Linked DNA regions of Homo sapiens: regions 1 and 3 are each linked to region 2. The links are chromatin loops, found by intact Hi-C in ENCODE. Cell type or tissue: endothelial cell of umbilical vein. All regions are shown on one strand. Each heading gives the region's core, and the rest is flanking DNA. Links, peaks and the distances in the headings are about the cores only. Region 1 overlaps MB21D2 (Mab-21 domain containing 2). Region 2 overlaps MB21D2 (Mab-21 domain containing 2). Region 3 has its middle 40 kb from the start of MB21D2.

Region 1 (6,215 bases), core at 343-5,342, 70 kb before region 2:
CTAAAAAAATACAAAAAGTAGCCAGGTGTGGTGGCAGGTGCCTGTAATCCCAGCTACTCAGGAGGCTGAGGCAGGAGAATCTCTTGAACCTGGGAGGCAGAGGTTGCAGTGAGCTGAGATCATGCCAGCCTAGGCATCAACAGCGAAACTCTATCCCAAATAAAAATAAAAAAAGCAATGACTGAAGTTTAGCAAACTCCTAAATTAAGACTTTTTCTGAGCCTTTCTCTGTAGCATGTATTTGCTACTAGAGGCAGGCAAGGTCATAACCTAGGGTGAGCTTTGGGTTATTAATTCAAAGACCCAGTGTCTAAATCCTCATCTGTAAAATGGGGACAAAATTATCTGAACTCCCAGTCACTGGATGTGGGGACCAGTGAGCCTGCTGGGTGTGAAAGCACGTTGGGAGCTGAAGATGGACCCTGCCTCACGGGCAGTGGGGGTTGTTATGTAGCACGATTCCTGAAGTGTGGGCCAAAGGAGCTGCCAGTGCCACATGAATTTGTGAGTGGTCGTCATGGGTGTGTGTCATGGAATAGAAGTGTTAATATTTAATATCTGGGCTAATAATTGTAATCATTGTTTGACACAAGAGAATGTACAAGATGATTTTACCCTATGAAGTAAATGAGTTTGTTTTTCTCCATTCTACAAACCAAGCAGTAAAAGTGCAGGTGGGTTAAATAATAGGCCTAAAGTCGAATCAACCATCGGAATGTAATTTGTTAAAACTTTGCCTTTTGTTCACAGCTTTTAGAGTTTTTCTTTTCTCATGGATCACATTTTTGGGAAGGGCTTCCCATCACCTCTATACCAGTAATAACAGCTGACATTTATTGAAGCTTGGTCTGTGCCGACACATTTTACAGATGAGAAAACTGAGCTAGAAATGTTAAGTAGTTTACCAGAGGTCATGTAGCTGGTGTGGAAGACCCATTTAAGTTTTGCTATCTTAATAACAGTAATAAAAGCATTAACATGTATTGGCTGTTTGCTAGGTGCCAGGCATCATGTTAAACAGTGTCATCTAGAACCTCATTTGGTATCACACTAAGCCTGCAAGGGAAGCCCTTGAAAATGTTATGCAGAGGGAGGACTCCTACCATCTCTCTTCTCTTGCAATGGATTTGCAAATACCTTTCTTTTGCCTTTCTTTTACCAGCTTGGAAACAGCAAATTTCCAGTGCCTCTTATGATACCAGCTTTTCCTGCTCTTGTTCTGTTACATTAATTATTTTGTTCTATTTATTAATTATTTTCCTGCTCTTGTTCTATTACATTAATTATTCTAATCCAGATGTTATGAATCGGCTGCCTGCAGTCTGAATTTGGCTTGCAGCCTTGTCCTGTTTCGGCCTTCAATGTATTACAAATGCATGGTTGAATTAGATGGCAATGTCTAAAAATTCAGGTGACCATATGTAAATCTGTATTTATGTTTTCTCATGAAAAATTGCATAATACACCTACCTGTTTGAGATAAAATGACTCACCCAATTAATGTGACCAGAAAACTTCTATAAGAACTTTGTACAAGTCAGAAGATGATGTGTGTTTTGTAGTTTAAATAAGTCTCCCCCTGCGTGGTATTCCTTTTCTTTGAGATAAGCCGCTAAGAAATAGTGAACATGACCTCTAAAAATACAACTCTAGACTGGGGTAGGAGATGTTGCTATCATTTCTTCCCCCACGCAGGATAAACTGAGTTTTTATGAGTAATATTTAAAATCACCATTCTTTCTTCCTCTCCCCATGTCTCTGCGTGGACCTAGTATTTAGGGACTCCTGAGAAGCACGTACATCTTATATCAATAACCGCCTGCCATGGAGGATGTGAGGAGGATCGTTATGACGTAATGCCATATCCTCAGAGCATGTATCATTTTTGCCGAAATTTGTTTGTTTCAAAGGTTTTTAACCAGATAGCACAATCACTTGGCTTCATGGCTTTCAAAATTGATGAGTTTGTACCTGCACAGTCGGGAATGGCAGGGTATGCCAACTGTGAACTTTATAGGTAGGATTTTTTTTTTTTTTTCTGTAATCATTGCTTACAGAACAGATTGCATCAGACTTTTTCTATACCTAGAAAATTATCATGTGGGAAGTTCAGGTTTCGCTTTTGTCCTGATGCCCCATCAGACCTTACAAGCTAAGCCTGCCCCATTCTAAAACCCAGGCTTTCTTTAAAGGACAAGTACAAGCTCTTTGTTTATTTGGTGTCTTGAGTTTCCAAGATATGCTCAAATTATGATTTCCCTAAGTATATTGCCTTGAAAATACCAGGAAAAAAACCTTCTTAGTCTTTTTATTTATGTTGGGAATTTCTCCTGGCATCTGTGATCAGTGCAAATAGATCATCTACACAATGATGAGAATTTCTGTTTGCATATTACCATTAGCTAGTTTTATATACTAAAAATGGACCTACATACCTGTTCTGTGAGGGAAGCAGGGACATGCTCCACTATTTATTGCAAGGAGATATTTTTCCAGAAACACCAGAAGGATGTCAAGAAAAGGTTGCTCTTGGTTCTTGTTTCTGTTATTCTGGGAATAAATAAAGGTAAAAAGAATTGTTTTTTCTGCCTAGCTGTAGTTTCAGAAATGGCATTAGACATGTGTTATTTCTGGAAATCTGTCCTTCACAGTGAAGTCATTTCTGGTGTCTACCGTTGGATTTTTTTTTTCCTAACTGACTAAGCAACACTTTTATTATTTTATTTTGTTAAACGAAGTGTTGACTCTGGATGTGGGTGTTCAGGACCTTAATTCTTTTCTGTTGGAGGTCATTGGACTGAGTTCAGTCCCAGCAGTGATAAGAGTTATAATGTTTTCTTGTTATGTTGCACGCTTTAGAAATAGTTCACAAAACACTTTTCACATCTTTATACTCTGCATACATGGATTTTTCTTGTTTGTTAGGTATTTTGGCTTGGGCTTGAGAGTCACCCTGGAACAAGCCTCTGGAAACTGTATTTACACATTTAAAAACAAAAAAAATCTTCCTGTGATAAACTCTAGGGCCAGCAGAGGTAGGTAGGACCTGGCCTGGGCAAGTGTCTTGTAATTTCCCTAGAGGCTGCAGCCTCAGGGAAATGCTGCTGGAGCTAGGTACAATAAGACTTTTTAAAAAGAATAACACTATCAAGTAAAAATTAAGTATTAATTGCAAAGTTAGAGCTTCAGAGCAAATCAACTTCCTGTAATAAGCAGCCCATTGAATTCTTTTCTGCCAAGAGCTCCTGCTCTCTGGGTCTGTGCATTCCAGCCATTCCAAGCTACTCACCAGTCTGTTCTCACATGCTTCAGTGTCTTAGTTCATTTTTTCCCTTTTTTATGTGTTATAAGTACTCTTTGAAGGTCCAGCCCCAAAACCATCTTAATAGAGAAACCATCTTAATAGAGAACTCCTTAACCCTTTTGTCAGAAGGGTTTCTCTGCCTGCCTGAACTAACTGTATATTTGTGTGTGTATCTGTTTGTTGAATACATCATAAATAGATTTTAATTCTTCTGCCTGGTGACATTTCCACTGGATTGCGTGCTTGCTGAAGGCAGGGACTTGGGTGGGTTCTTTCCATGCTCCTCCCAGTGGCTGGCTCCCTGTCATGCATATGTGAACCATAAGGGGCATGATTTGAGCTGGTAGAGATGATAGAGTCCCTTAGACTCTACCAGAGTCCAGATCGCACCACTGCACTCCAGCCTGGGTGACAGAGCTGGACTCTAGATAGCTTGGTCTGGAGTTCACAGGTCAAAGAGGGTAGCACCTTCTCCTTTACATCATTCTGCTGAAAGAAGCTAAGAATTAACATTTTAGGAAAAATACTTGCAAAGAGGGGAGGGATTTAGTGAGTAAAGACTCAATAAATAAAATACCTTAGTGACAGAATGTTTTAGGTGAAATAAGTCATATAAACTGCTTCGTGCTCACCTCGAAAGCACAATAAATGGGAGCTGTATGATCATATGGTAAGAGCTTAAGAATTGTCAGTGATAATCCCTGTCCTGTAGGCATTCATAGTCTACCAGATAATAGAGCATTTCTCTGAGGACGGAAGACTTTGGTTAAGTCAACCTGACAACCATAAAACATTAGAGGAAATAACTGTATTTTGTGGATAAGATTTTCTATGGGTAGAAATTCTTCTTTTGATTCTTCAGAGATGTTGATGGTTGCTTAGGAGCGCGCGTGCTTTAATGAATGTTATTTCTTTAATGGAATTTACTAGAGCTTCCAAGATATACTGCGTTTAACCTTCTTATAGTTTGTTAATGATTCCCAGCTCTTGCCTGGGCCTCTGCACTTTGGCTTCTGGATGTGTTTCTTTGGCTTAGTCATTACTTAATAGATTGAGGAGGAGAATCTTTCAGGGCATTAGATTTTCATGGCTATTTAAGGAGTTCAGATTTAAGTGTAAGGCTGGAATAAAGCTGATTGCTAGGAGGTTTTTGTATGATGCTCTCCATTTTAGAGGTTCTCACTAAGTGGATAGTGATGCCTGGTGCTGGGGTGCAAAGGAGCCGGGAGACTTTTTCCCAGAACGGAGGAGCAGTGTTGGTGCCCTTCTAGTCCCCAGATATGCAATTTAAATAAAGCCTTGCTAGATTCTCCCCTTGCAAATGCTTGCAGCCTACGCGTCCCCTGTTGCCTTGTTCCTCAGTATGGGACCCGTGAACCAGCACCAGCACCTGGGAGCTTGTTTGAAGTGCAGCATTTCAGGCCCCACCCAAGCCTTACTGAAGAGAAACTGCATCTCCACAAGGTCCCAGGGTGACTCAGATGCACATTCAAGTTTGAGAAGCAGTGTCCCTTCTAGAACTGCAAAAGGTAAAGCAGATCTTAGGGCTGCTAGCGTTCAAAAAATAGGATGCTTTTTATTTTTACGTAAGAGCAAAGCAACCTGTTAGTAAAGGGAAAAAATATTTTTTGTTGGGCTAAGCCATTATTTAAAACTTTATTTTGGAACTTCAAACATATAAAAATAGAGACTGGTATAATGAACCCCCATATACCTTTGTTTTTTCTGTAACCTCTACCCCACCGTGGATTATTTTAGATCAAACCTAGACGTATAATTTATCCCTAAATATATCTTTTTCCTTTTTTTGAATATTGTGGTAAAATACACATAGCATAAAATTACGATCTTCACAGTTTCTAAGTGTACAGTTTAGTAGTGTTAAGTACGTTCACATTTTTGTGCAATCAATTTCAAGAACTCTTTTCATCTTGTAAAACTGAAACTGTATAAATATTAAGCAACGTCTTTTTTCCTTTTGAACATACCATTTTCACTCTTCAAGAAAAGTTAACAATAGTTGGGTGTGGTGGCGTGTTCCTGCAGTCCTGGAGGCTGAGGTAAGAGGGTTGCTTGAATCCAGCAGTTTGAGGCTGCAGTGAGCTACGATGACATCACTGCACTTCACCCTGGGAAACAGAACGAGACTTTGTCTCTTAAAAAGTAAAGTTCATTGATATCGTCAAATGTCTGGTTAGTGTTCACATTTCCCAGAGTGGACAAAGAAACCGAAGAATTTGGTTCAGCGTCTTCTCGAAATGAATTGGTAGCCCTGTTTGTATAGTGAAGAATCTAGGGACAGTGGCGAAAGTGGGGATTTTTTTTTTTTCCTTTCCTTAACTTACAGCTTGACAGGATTTTAAATGAAGACTTTGTAATTTCCAGTCTTCTAATTTCAGAAAACAGAGTTTTACAGTAGAAGAACATGGACTTATGGATGAGAATGGAATCTGAATTAGTCATTGCTTCTTAGAATCAGGCAAGATATTTACTCTTTCGTTATTTTAGGTAAAAAGGTACTGTGAAAATTGAATTAAATTGGAATTAATGAACTAGAGTTATATTTCCAGCAAAGGTAAAATTCAAAAACGTAAGGGTTAGAAAAGCAAGTTGTAGAATGACTAGTACATGACACCATTTATTGAATGTTAAACAATAGTATAAATTGCTTATGAATCACACATATGGTAGAAGTATGAAATGTGCTTTAGAGTGACACACTCGTATTTCAGGATAGTAGTCATCTCTCTAAATGACAGCAGAGTGGAATGGAATAACTGTATCTGTAGCTTTCTTTTTTAAATTATTATTCAAAAGCCCGAAGGAAATGTAGCAAAGTGTCAAGATTTGCTAAAGGTGGCTGATGGATAAATGAGTACTCGTGGTATTAATTCTGTTGTGTGTTTGGAAA
Region 2 (6,603 bases), core at 688-5,687:
ATCTATTAGAACTTCTATGTGGATATCCAAAAGGGGTGGGAGGAATAAAGTTACTTGGTGAGTTCCTATACTATTAATGAAGTCTCTGCCTCCATGCCTGTTGAGACTGGTATCTGAGGTGAACTCCTGTCACCTTTTCTGTTGAATCTTATTTTGGGGAGAAACCAGTAATTGAAGTGAAACAGTGTAAGTGACTCTCCAATGTATCACAAGCTCTCTTCAACTCAATTTAGAAACATCTCTTATTAGGAATGAAAACTTTAAGCAGATGCCCCATTCCAACCTCCCACCCCCACCCCGCCTTTTTTCTGTTGGACTGTTATGCTTGTTTGTGGCACATTTAATTAGCTTCTCAGGGACTTGCTGTGAATAATAGCTCCCTCACATTTAGAAATGCGATAGGTATACACTTGTTTGTTTAGAATCAGATCACGTATTTCCATGTAAAGATATTTCAAATAATGCCTGGGTTCACAGGTGCCATTTTAACTCAGTTTGCAACCGGAATGCAGTACTCATCCTATTATCTTGGGTTTGGGGAGTAGGAGGCTGTATAGGAGGGGAGGGAAAGGAAGAGGAAGAGAAAAAAATTGAGCACAGTTTTGAAATTGACAAAGGGTTTCCTGGGTGCTGCCTCTTGCTGCCTCCCTGTCTCCTACTTCTGTCCTCAGGACCTTCCAGGACCCTGACGGCCCATCATGGCACTTTGTAGACCTCCAAATCACTCAGTCAACTCTGAATCCAACTCCCACTGTGGCAGGGCTGGTGTTCTTTGCTGCGTTAAGAATGTTGTTCTCCAATTCCAGACATTTAAACCAAAGAGTAAATGTTAATTAGCGCCTTAACTTCCAGAAAGCAATTTCCAGTTTCCCTTTTAATCGTGACAATGAACCTAATTGGTAGAATTAGGCAAGAAGAGAGGGAAGGGGCAGAAAATTCTGGACTGAGAACTTGCCTCTAGGTTTGGTGCTCCCTGCTTGTGCCTGGATCTCCCAGCTTCCTTCATTTCTGGATCCCATAGTGTTTGAAAGCTGCAGGTGCTCTGCGGTCTCCCAGGGCAATAGCGAAGTTGTGAGATGAGGTTGAGGAATGAGGTGGGAGCAGGTGTGGATAGTTCACACTACTGACCTGGATGAAATGTTTGTGAGTCAACCCTACCTTTGGAGTCAGAGAGCTTGGTTCAGCTATCAGATCCACTGACTATGTAACTTTGAGCATTTATTTAACCTCAAGGTCTTCATCATAAGAGGGCATTATAAAGATTAATAACAATTCACAAGAAACCTTTTGGCCCAAAGTAGGTGCCCAGTAAATGAGTGATGTTATTAAGAGCCCAGGTGGTGGTGGATAGTGACATTAGCAATATCAGGAAGGCAGCAGCATTAGTCAAATAAACGATGTGTTCATTGTTATTTGAAGGGTACGTAATGTTCTGTTTGTTTGTTTAAAATGGATTTGTGAGGGATGGGTGTGAAGGATGGCTTGAGGCCAGGAGTTCGGGACTAGCCTCAGCAACATAGCGAGACCTCATCTCTACAAAAAATATATATAAAAAAAAGCTGGGTGTGGTGGCACCGCCTGTAGTCCTGATTACTCAAAAGGCTGAGGTGAGAGGATTGCTTGAGCCCAAGAGTTTGAGGCTGGAGTGAGCCGTGATCACACCGTTGCATTTCAGCCTGGGTGACAGAGCGAGCCCCTGTGTCAGAAAATAAGATTTGGGGGGATGGAAAACAGGGTGGAGCGCGAGTTAGGTAGTCAGAAGTTGTACCTCCAGATGCTGGCTGAACGAGGCAGCGGAGCATCTGTGAGGAGGTTGGGCCTTTGCAGAGAGAGCCCGGGGCGGGACGCCGGAGGAATATTTGACACAGTCTGAGTGGCCGCTACGCAGACGCTTTCATCAGCAGTCATTCCTCGTCTGTCTATAGGCGAGAATCAATAACAGAAGAAAAAGGTGACAAATCATTCATTGCCCAGAGACTGGCTGTAAATCCAGTGCCTGTTATTTTCTTTCTAATCATTTTAACAAAACTTCTGTACGAGTCCTTTCCCTGCAACACAGAACCTCATCCCTGGACTTTGAAAGGCCTTTGGAAAGATCTGAAATTACATTTTGTATTATCCGAAGTTGTTATCTCGGGGGAGTTAAAGGTCTACTTTGCTCTTTGTGCTTAAGTTAGATCAGCGTTCATAATGTCATAGTTTTCTTTTTTACAATCTGTTTCATGATACTCATAAATTTTAGAGAAATCTGTCTGAAGGTTCTGCATACACCTCTGTGTGTTTCTGGGGGGTGTGTACTTTTATACATCTTAGCTCTGACTTGCTGTTATACAAACTCACTCTTAATATCGCATCTCCCTCCCCTTTCTCTCCCCACAGAAACACAAACACACTTATTTATGTATAGAGTCCTGAAAGTCAGAAAGGACATTAAAAACCATGTATTCCACCCAACTTACTTGGTAGCCAAGGAAACAGAAACCTAGGGAGAGGAGCTGATTCCCCTACCCCCTTGTAGGGAGCACCAGGACTAGGCCCTGGGTGTCCTGCTTCAGGTTCAGAGCTTGGGATGCAGAGCTTGTCCCCAGAGCAGGAGCTGCAGGGCCTGCTCTCCAAGCTGCCTGCACTTTCACAGATGGATGTCAGGTGCCTCCCAAGCTGGAGTACCTGGAAATGGGTAAAAATAGTTGAACAAGTGAGTACAGTTGGCGAAAAGTAAAGTCTTTTTAGACAGCTTTGGAATGATTAGAGAGGGGACTTGGGGACCACTCCAGCAGTGGTCTGCATAGAAGATCTTTTGTAAGCACTGATTTATTTTTCTGCTGAGGGGCCAGCCTCAGGCAGAATTGGGAAATAGGCAGCTTGATATGATGCAGTGATTTTCTAACCCTTTCTCCATCTCCCTTTTAAAACTATAGGACTCTTCCCTCAAATAGAAGCATAAGAGGAAGCCCAATAAGTAAAACCGATCCAAGTGGTCGAAGCGGGGGTGGGAGGCCCAGGTTCTGCTCACTTGACTGTCACATTCTTTCCTTGCACTTCATCTTCCACCTTCACCCTCCACTAATTACAGGGCTTCTCCGGAGGCCCAGCCCTTGTGCTAGGTTTGGAAACCACCCTTGCCGTGAAAAGCCAGTGTTTTGGATTCAGGCAACCCTGTGTTAGTCACCGTGGGCAAACCCCTTCACCACTGAGCCTGACTTTCTTTTCTTGTCAATTGAGGATTAAGTCTCAAAGATTTTTGCATGTAAATCTTAATATATAACTGGGCCTTAGCAGATACTCTGTAAACATTGATTCCTATCTCTCTTTTCTTCTCCCTTCACTTTTGCCCCCGGATGGCCTCTCCCTCTTCAGGAGCCCTGGGATCTAGCATTCTTCAGACATGCTCAGCTCTCCAGGAAAACTATGAGTCACTTATATTCCAGGTCAGGTCAGCCTGTCTTGCCCAAGAGCATTTCCATTGGCAGTTCAGATTCTAGCAAAAAAAAAACTCAATTCCTGCCTCTCGGATATTCAGTTAATTGAGAACTGGCTCAAACAATTGACATTCAAGGGAACTGTATTGAGGGACCTTGTCATCATTCATTTATTAAGACCAGCAGTTGGCCTTCTATCTCCAGTTAAGTTGAGCACTGGTCTAGGCACTTATATAACAATATAGTATATATATTCCTTAAAATCCTCATATTCTGCATAATTGCATTAAAAAAACCAGCATGACTTATAGGAAAAGCAGAGTTATGACCATATCCCCCAAAACCTATTTGACTTTGTAACCAGGACATTAACAAAAGCAAAAGAAACACGAAAAGATAAAGAAATACCACTCTAAAAAGGACTTTACCTTTAAAAATGGTTGAAGATGGCTTGATGGATTGTAAGGAAAAGTTGTTGAATTTTGGAGACAAGGATACAATGAAGTAAGATCATAGGCAACAATACAAAAAGAAAAGCCACATACTTTCTGAACCAAGAACCACATGTCTGTCTGAGCTGAGAACTCTGTGACTTGCTGTATTCTGTGTTTGAGTACATTTTTTTTAGCTGCTAGTTCTTGATTGTACAAAATATTAGCATTCTAGGAAAATTGCATGTGAAAGCAATCCAACTTTTAATTGTGCTGACATCATTTTCCTATCTGCCAGTCCTGTACAAGCAGTTCATGTTACAGTGACATATTCTGTAGTAGGTCAGACTGTTTCTAGATATCAGTGGCCTAAACCCCAGACACAGAACACAGGGGGATGCAGGTGAATAAGGCTCCGTTCCTGTCTTCAAAAAACTCATGGTCTCATGTGAGACATGAGAATGAGCTCAAATAGCTGTAGTACAAATGCTGTATGAAGGGGGACAGGAAATAATTTGTATGATTGTGGAGTAAGGTTAGGAGGCAAAAGCTTTTAGGTGGGTAGAATTGGCAGGATTTCAGCAGGCAAGGAGGGAGGGCACACTGAAGAGAACAAGTAGAGGCTTGGGGACTGGAAAACACTGGACATATTTGGGGGACTAGCATATTGTGGGGGATCCGTTTGGGGGCTGGGGCCAATTAAGAACATAAGGGAGCAGTTAAGACAGGGACGAAAATGGAGATTGGCCTCAGAGTGGGGGAGGCCTTGGCTATGGAGATGGGGGCACCGTGGAAGGATTTTGAGCAGGTGAGTGATGTGATTAGAGCCCATCCTTCAAGAAGCTCCTTCTGGCAGCCTATGCTGGGTGCGGTGGTGGGAACAGAGTGTAGTTCGGAGGTATTGCAGTTGTCCCTGTGAGAGATGTGAGGACCCTGGCTGGACTGTTACAGTGACACACAGTGGCATGGGGTGTGCAGGAAGGACACTACACCACAAACATTTTAAGGACAGAATCTGAAGTATTTGTCAACTGAGTGATGGTGCAGGGCTCTGGTGGTACCTGTTTAATGATGACAGATTTACTGTTTGCAGTGATGCTAGCTGTCATGATTGAGTCCTGTAAAAGATTATATTAAGCTAAAACTAACTGTAAAAATCAGTATATCTGTTTCTTTCCCTTCCTTTCTCTCACTTCTTTCCCTTCTTCCTTCCCTCCTTCCCTCCTTCCCTCTCTCCTATCTACCAGGTGCTTTGTGTTAACTTTTCATTCAGAGTGTTTTCTGTCCCTTACAAAGCTGACAGAGTTGTCAAGAGGTTTCACCCACTCAACCCACATTACTTGACACACAGTTACTTGCATTACAAAGCACTGCATGAGGAGCTCTTGGTAATAAAGGGGTGACTCAAACACAGATCCTCCCCTCCAGGGTCACGTCTGTGCTGTTGAATGTTGAACCACATGACTACATTACTAAATAAAAACTAAAATTAAAAGAAAAACAGGGAGGGAAGTGATAGAATAGATAGAAAAAGTATTGGAATATTTATTTTTAAAAGTCACATGCCCAAATAACAGGATAAAGACGAGTGTTATTCATTAACCTACAGAAGTGTGAACAGAATGTGATTTTAAAAATACAATTACATTTTCTCAGGATTGCAAAGTTCCAGAAACTCTGCTTGGAGCTTTATGTAACTGTTTCAATTAAGTGTCCCAAGAACCTTATGAGAAAGATGATATTACCCCCATTTTTTTTTTAATGGGGAAACTGAAGTTTCAGAAAGTCAAGTAACTTATCCAGATGCCACACAGCTAATAAATCATGAAGCTAAGGTCCACATTCAAGCGTGCCTGTATCCTAAATTAATAATCTTTCTATCACGGCATCCACATCATCCTTTCTGGCATCCTTCTTTTCTGTCTTCCTTGTTCACCTCAAAGCTGTGAATCTTACCAACGACGATGTGACATCCCATCGTGACAGTAGAATTGCTGCAAACAGCATGTGGGCATTTGAAATTCACCGGCAAGAAGCACTGTGTTCTCACTCACTTTGAAAGCATACCAGTAAAATCAGGTATTAATTTTAAAAATTTATGTTCAACCTCAGGCCTTACTTTTTGGGTTGCAGCCAGTCCAGCAACTAAAGAAAAATTAGGAAGGCATGACCTCTAGTGGAAAGACTGAAAACTTCATGTGATTTTACTGGAGAGTTTCTCCTCAAACCACCTCTTGTTAGACTGGAATTATGGAATTTTTCATCTGAAAGTTACTGTCATAACAAGACTTGGGTCTGTGTACAAAATGTCATTTTTGTCACTATCTTAAAAATGGGATTTTTGCATCTCACAATCGTAGCACACCTGAGTCCTTTAATAACCTTTCTCAAGTCGGAACCATCTTTTTTTTTAAAAAAAAAAATTGTCCTCTCGTCTTTTTGCCACTTCACTATAAAACCCAAACTGGACTTTTGGAAGGGACACAATATAAATACAGCTGTCTGCATTTAATCTGTCGTCGTCTCTCAATTCAACCCTGGGACAATTGATAGCTTTGGAAATTGTACACCTCTATTCAAACTGTGTGATCTTTGGTTTTGAGAACTGAGCTGTAATTGTGCCCATCACTGCAGGTTTATTGCTTGGCTGCCAAGTCAGCTCCACACTTGATACTCACTGACCCATATATGTGCTCCCAAGCCAAGTGTGGTATGGGCGCCAATTGTCCTTAAGGATTCGGCTGGTGATGCAA
Region 3 (6,603 bases), core at 671-5,670, 140 kb before region 2:
AATTTACAAGAAAAAAACAAACAACCCCATCAAAAAGTGGGCGAAGGACATGAACAGACACTTCTCAAAAGAAGACATTTATGCAGCCAAAAAACACATGAAAAAAATGCTCATCATCACTGGCCATCAGAGAAATGCAAATCAAAACCACAATGAGATACAATCTCACACCAGTTAGAATGGCAATCATGAAAATGTCAGGAAACAACAGGTGCTGGAGAGGATGTGGAGAAATAGGAACACTTTTACACTGTTGGTGGGACTGTAAACTAGTTCAACCATTGTGGAAGTCAGTGTGGCGATTCCTCAGGGATCTAGAACTAGAAATACCATTTGACCCAGCCATCCCATTACTGGGTATATACCCAAAGGACTATAAATCATGCTGCTATAAAGACACATGCACACGTATGTTTATTGCGGCATTATTCACAATAGCAAAGACTTGGAACCAACCCAAATGTCCAACAATGATGGACTGGATTAAGAAAATGTGGCACATATACACCATGGAATACTATGCAGCCATAAAAAATGATGAGTTCATGTCCTTTGTAGGGACATGGATGAAATTGGAAATCATCATTCTCAGTAAACTATCGCCAAGAACAAAAAACCAAACACTGCATATTCTCACTCATACGTGGGAATTGAACAATGAGAACACATGGACACAGGAAGGGGAACATCACACTCTGGGGACTGTTGTGGGGTGAGGGGAGGGGGGAGGGATAGCACTGGGAGATATACCTAATGCTAGATGACGAGTTAGTGGGTGCAGTGCACCAGCATGGTGCATGTATACATATGTAACTAACCTGCACATTGTGCACATGTACCCTAAAACTTAAAGTATAATAATAATAAATAAATAAATAAAAGAAAAAAATCTCCTTTCATCTTAGTAAATTCTATATAAAGTATTTAAGAATAAACTTGCATCCTCATGAGATACTGAGATATGCTGAGATCCTATCTTATCATTTTGACATTAATTACTAGAAAACTATGAATAAGAAAAATCTGTAACAACAGATGGTTATATGGTTAGACTCTGTGTCCCCACTCAAATCTCACCTTGAACTGTAATAATCCCCACATGTCAAGGGTGGGGCCAGGTGGAGATAATTGATTCATGGGGGCAGTTTCCCCCATACTGTTCTCGTGATGGTGAGTAAGTCTCATGAGATCTGATGGTTTATAAATGGGAGTTCCCCTGCACAAACTCTCTTTCCTGCCACCATGTAAGACATGTTTTTCTTCTCCTTTGCCTTCTAATCACGACTGTGAAGCCTCCCCAGCCATGTGGAACTGTGCGTCCATTAAATCTCTTTCCTTTATAAATTACCCAGTCTCAGGTATGTTTTTATTAGTAGCATAGGAATAGACTAATACAGATGGAGTAGGGCCAGGTTAGGGTAGCAGAAGTCTATGTAAACACAATGAGAGACTTGATGTAACAGAGGAATTTTAGGTGTCCTGGAAGTGTGTTTAAAAGATATCAAAGTCAAAGACTGTACTTTCAGGAGCAGTTCTGCAATGATTGGGCACCTGAGCAGGGTAACTGACAAATCAGCTATTACTGTAGGTACCAGCTAGTTCTCAGCTACAACTGGACTGGTGCTTGATCAGACAAAATGATGCCCACTGATTTGAGCTCAAAAGGATGACACTTACTGAAGATTGATATTCTACCTCAAATCCTTACTTAATGTCAGCAGGGACACAATTCATTTAACCTCGTAAGCGTTGGTAATTTATTATAACATTATTCAAAGCATTTTGCAGGACATTCTTGCCTCCTCCATTTATTTTTGACCCTAGACTGACAGAATCATTTTCTCTATCTTTCTTCCCACGCTCATTCTCCCCTTTCTCTTTCTCTTCCCTCTCGTTCTGAACAGACGGTTTTGATGTCAAGAGCTGGAGAAAGATGTGTACTGGTTGTTACCCGCTACTCAAAAATCAGACCTGAACAGGTAGTCAGGACATATCTTGAGCAATATGGAACCAAATTTTTTTCCCACTAAGTTTAAGCTAATTTTTCCTATGAGTGACAAAGAGGGACATTGATAAAGAAAACCCAAAAGTTACCACCAGAATCCATCTTGAGATCGCATTTTGATGCATTCTTTCCCAAATGTTGAAATGGGTGAATTTTAGAGTTTGACTCCTAGTAACATCTGTGAGAAATATAAATGAGATGTGAAATGAAAATAGTGAAAGGTGAGAGAGAAAAAATTAGGCCTTGAACTAAACAAAAACAGATTAATCAACTTCTAAAAGACGCAGAATGAACACATTTGAGCTACTACCTTGAGCCAGGCAGTGAGATAGGCACCTAATATAGATGAGACAGAGGATACCAAAAAGAATAAAGACTAATAAGTTGTGGCCACTCCCTTCCAAGATAGAACTTGAGCTGGGACTTGAAATATATGGTTTTGACAGTTAGCAAAGTGCAGTGTGGTCAGTCACACCAAAGCAGTAATATGCATATTACACCTGATGTCATAGACTCAAAAATGTAACTTTGACTCTTGATCATTTAGAGGCTGATTACCTAGACAGGTTTATAGTTTTTAGTCATCTTTGAATGTAAGCTTTTCTTTCTCTGTGACAGATTTTCATCATTCCAGGTTTGTACATATTTTGGAAATTTTGTGTAATCTTGAGTACTTTGCTTATTACAGCTAAAACTGGTTCTCCCAGCCAAAGTAATTTCCTCCCTCCTCTGTGCTTCCACAGAACTCTGTTCACACCTTTATAGAGCATAGATTACACTGTATATTAATTATCTGTTCTTTTCTGGCTCCTTCACTAGAATAAGCACTCCTTGCAGAAAGTGATTATATTTTCTTAAGACAGGAAAACATAGTGGTCAGGCTTTGGACTCTCCACTCATTCTTCCCAAGTTCAAATCCCTGCTCCACTATTTCCTATCTTGCTGTAGAACCTTGGCAAGTTATTTGTTAACCTCTCTCTGTTTCAGTTTCTTCCTTTGAATGATAATGAACCTACTTCATGAGGATGTATTGTGAATATTAGATAAATGCGGTACTTTCTACAGTGCTTAGCACATGTGAGGGATCAATAAATGCAGGCTGTTACCCTATAGCCCACAGTTCCTAGCATATGGTAAGTATTTAATACAAGTTCATAGAAATATTAAGTTAACAAATCATTTTACAAGAGCTGCCTACGTTGGGGAATAGTTTTAGTCTACTTTTCCTGCCAAAATTTCCTTTAGATAAAGAAAGAAATCCCCTTTCAGACATTCCGTGATGCTGGAGTGAGTCACTCATTTCCCTTTGGTTTGAGGGGGAAATGACGGTAACTGTTTCTTCCTCATCTTGCCCAGGAACTGCTGGACTCAGCTGAGAACTGAAGACAGGGAGTGACAGTTGAGGTGCAGCTGAAAGGGTCCCTGCCCTTGCAGTTCTCTGCGGGCTGTGAGCACATTGTACATGCTGGTGCTTTACTAAACACTTCACATGTATTAACTCATTTAACTCATACAACAAATCCTTGAGGTTGGTGTTACGAGTTTCATTTCACAATTGAGGAGATTGCAACACAGAGAGTTGACGTAACTGGCTCCAGATCACACAGCTACTAAATGGCAGGGCTGGGATAAGAACAGAGCTGTTACCAGAGTCTGTGCTTGTGGACAGCACCCAAGACTGCCTCCCTGATTACCTTCCTGTCACTGTCTCCCTGTTGTGTGGAAATCCTGTCATGGCAGGTTTTCTTATCTTCCTCTCCAACCAAACTGTGGGACTCTTGATGGTATGGCCCATAACCCCCCTGATTCCCCAGCTCCTGTCTTGGTGCCTCGCACACAGTTAATATACATTGAGGAAATGGATGAATAATTGCACACATTGAAAGCAGAGCTCTAGGCAGAAGATATTTTGTTGGATTTATGTGAAGAGATGGAAAGCAGAGAAATCACGTCTGCATCGGTTTCCTCTAACTGGTTGAGCTCCCAGTAGAAGATGCCTCACCTCTTTTAGATCCAATGGCTCTCAGATGATGAAACTGGAGTCTTCCTCTCCATAACCTTCATCAAAACATTTCAAACAAATCACCAAATAGGAATCATTTAGCTTGCCTTTTCCCACATTAGTTTCAGACTTCCATAAGGGCGTTCACTTCAGGCTCTAAACAGCCCCTTCGCCCATTTATTCCCTCCTGGCATGGTTTAATTTCCCCAAACTTTACCTGCCGTGCTAACTGAGGCTGCATACATCTGCAGAACTCTCCCCAAAGAAACAGTCCTCCACGGATGGAGATATATCACATCTAAGTATTGAGCTTGTGAACGTCTACCAAAAGAAGCTTTCCATACACAGGCCTTCATTTACCCCAGGGATTGAGGTGCTTTTCCTGCCTTGGGTGGCTTCTCTCCACACATCTGAGGGCAGAATTGGACTCTTTACTGAGCTACACTGTTGCCTAAAGATATCATTAAGAATTGAATAAGGGACCAGGCACAGCAGCACATGCCTGTAACCCCAGCAATTTGGGAGGCCGATGCAGGTGGATCACTTGAGCCCAGGAGTTTGAGACCAGCCTGGAAAATATGGCAAAATCCTGTAACTACAAAAAATACAAAAAAATTAGCCAGGTGTGGTGGTGCACCCCTGTTGTCCAAGCTATTCCGGAGGCTGCGATGGGAGAATCACTTAAGCCCAGGAGGCGGAGGTTATAGTGAGCCAAGATTGCATCACTGCACACCAGCCTGGGTGACAGAGTGAGACCCTATCTCAAAAAAAAAAAAAAGAAAAAAGAAAAAAAATTTGTAAAAGGATTAAAGATTGAGTCCAGGATATTTTCCTGAAGAATAAAGTGCAGTTTGTAGCCAGGAATTGGAGTGCTTACAATGGGTTTTCTGTGGGCTCAAATTACATTTTCTCAACAATCTCTGTCACTTCATCTGAGAAATCATCTGAACCATCCCTGCTCAGGTTAAGGTTTTCTTTCTTTCCGAATTCCTATGACCACACAACTGTGACACAGAATTCCCTCCAAACAACATACACATACACACTTACACAAACAGATACACATACATGCACACACACATAGACATGCACACTTACACACAGACACACACACACAGACTGTAATCTGTTCCAAAAGCAGCTAGATCTTAGGGCTCACTCAAGTAATTTTCATACACTTGAACATAAAGCAAAGAAATCGCACAATTTAGTAGTGTGTGCATTCTTTGGGTCACTATATAAGCCATTTCTATCATCTGCTCATCACTCTTCACTAGAGTGAGAACCCCTTCATAAAGTTGAGTTGTTTTAATGCAACATTAAGAAAGTATGTCAGTGTTACTTAATTTATGAAAAAAAGAAAATAGCAATTCACTTCTCTGTTTAAAAAAATTGCCCTGCTCCTCTATGGCTTACTGACAGTAAAAAAATGAAAACGACCTGACCCATTCCTTTCTCCTGGTATCATCAACCTTCTTTTGTTCATCAAATATTTATTGACCCTCAATGTGCAGAGCGCAGATACTGTAATACTTCTTACCTATTATTCTGAATAGCCAACTTGGAGATAGAAGTAAAAGTGAATTCATATTAATAATGAATTAAAACTAATATTCAAGGGAGAGGTTGTACCCTAACAGGAAAATTTAGAAAAACTCATGGGATTATCTATACCAGTAGTTTTCTAAAAATTTCTTTAGCTTCAAAAACTCTTCGCATAAAATTTTAATTGGGAGCTCACTACATCAAATGAAGGTCATATTCTAATTGAGGTGGCTGAACTTGCCAGAGGAGTCAAGATCGGTCAGCATCTTCAGACCACATCATGGAGTGCAGTCGGGTCTAATCCTCTTATCCGTACCCATGAGAAGTTGTGCTCACCTGCTGAATTGCAGGTTCCCTTATTGTAATAGGCTGTCTTTAATGCCATGAATAGTCTATAGACTTTAAACCCTGGAATCCTGACTCCTTGTCCTTGGCCCCATTTGCCAACAAAATGTCTAATTAGGACAACCACTATTCTTCTCAGAATTTAGAGTTTGTGGGTCTGGGCATGGTGGCTCATGCCTATAATCCCAACACTTTGGGGGGCCAAGGCCAGCAGATCACTTGAGCTCAAGAGTTTGAGACCAGCCTAGGCAACATGGTGAAACCCCATCTCTACAAAAGATACAAGAATTAGCTGGGCATGGTGGCATGTGCCTATAGTCCCAGCTACTTGGGAGGCCCAGGCAGGAGGATCACTTGAGCCCAGGAGGCAGAGGTTGCAGTGAGCTGTGATTGCACCACTGCACTCCAGCCTGGATGACAGAGTGAGAGCCTGCCTAAAAAAAAAAAAACAAACAAAACAAACAAACAAAAATTAGAGCATGTGTCTGTGAATCAAGATATCTTCTTGAACCCAGTAGAAAATGTCTATCGTGAAGCATTTTAATGGGACTGGATGACAAAAATAAACAGTTCAATATATGCAACTGAGATAGCTGGCTAGCCATATGCAGAAAAATGAAAATGGACCCCTACCTTTCACTATACATGAAAAATAACTCAAGATGGATTAAAGACTTAAATGTAAGACCTCAAACTATAAGGATAC

The links. Peaks named below come from ENCODE experiments on the same cell type or tissue, not always from the same donor. Only the 100,000 strongest peaks of a DNase experiment are listed, where the experiment ranks them.
Region 1: it touches region 2 in a loop (3-fold over the local background); 13 of 110 quality-filtered maps call a loop at or near these places.
Region 3: it touches region 2 in a loop (4-fold over the local background); 2 of 110 quality-filtered maps call a loop at or near these places.

Annotation. Positions count from the first base shown.
Region 1 is chr3:192,886,410-192,892,624 of GRCh38, reverse strand. The region is part of intron 1 of MB21D2 (Mab-21 domain containing 2); the gene reads left to right. Among named protein-coding and RNA genes, the nearest start is that of MB21D2, 28 kb to the left of the region's middle. In endothelial cell of umbilical vein, for the core only: no CTCF peak of the experiment used is centred there; DNase peaks (open chromatin) are centred at 2,744 and 3,254; H3K27ac peaks cover 3,285 bases.
Region 2 is chr3:192,815,883-192,822,485 of GRCh38, reverse strand. The region is part of intron 1 of MB21D2 (Mab-21 domain containing 2); the gene reads left to right. Among named protein-coding and RNA genes, the nearest start is that of FGF12, 92 kb to the right of the region's middle. In endothelial cell of umbilical vein, for the core only: no CTCF peak of the experiment used is centred there; a DNase peak (open chromatin) is centred at 3,325; H3K27ac peaks cover 1,104 bases.
Region 3 is chr3:192,954,571-192,961,173 of GRCh38, reverse strand. No RefSeq gene overlaps it. Among named protein-coding and RNA genes, the nearest start is that of MB21D2, 40 kb to the right of the region's middle. In endothelial cell of umbilical vein, for the core only: no CTCF peak of the experiment used is centred there; a DNase peak (open chromatin) is centred at 3,303; H3K27ac peaks cover 1,933 bases.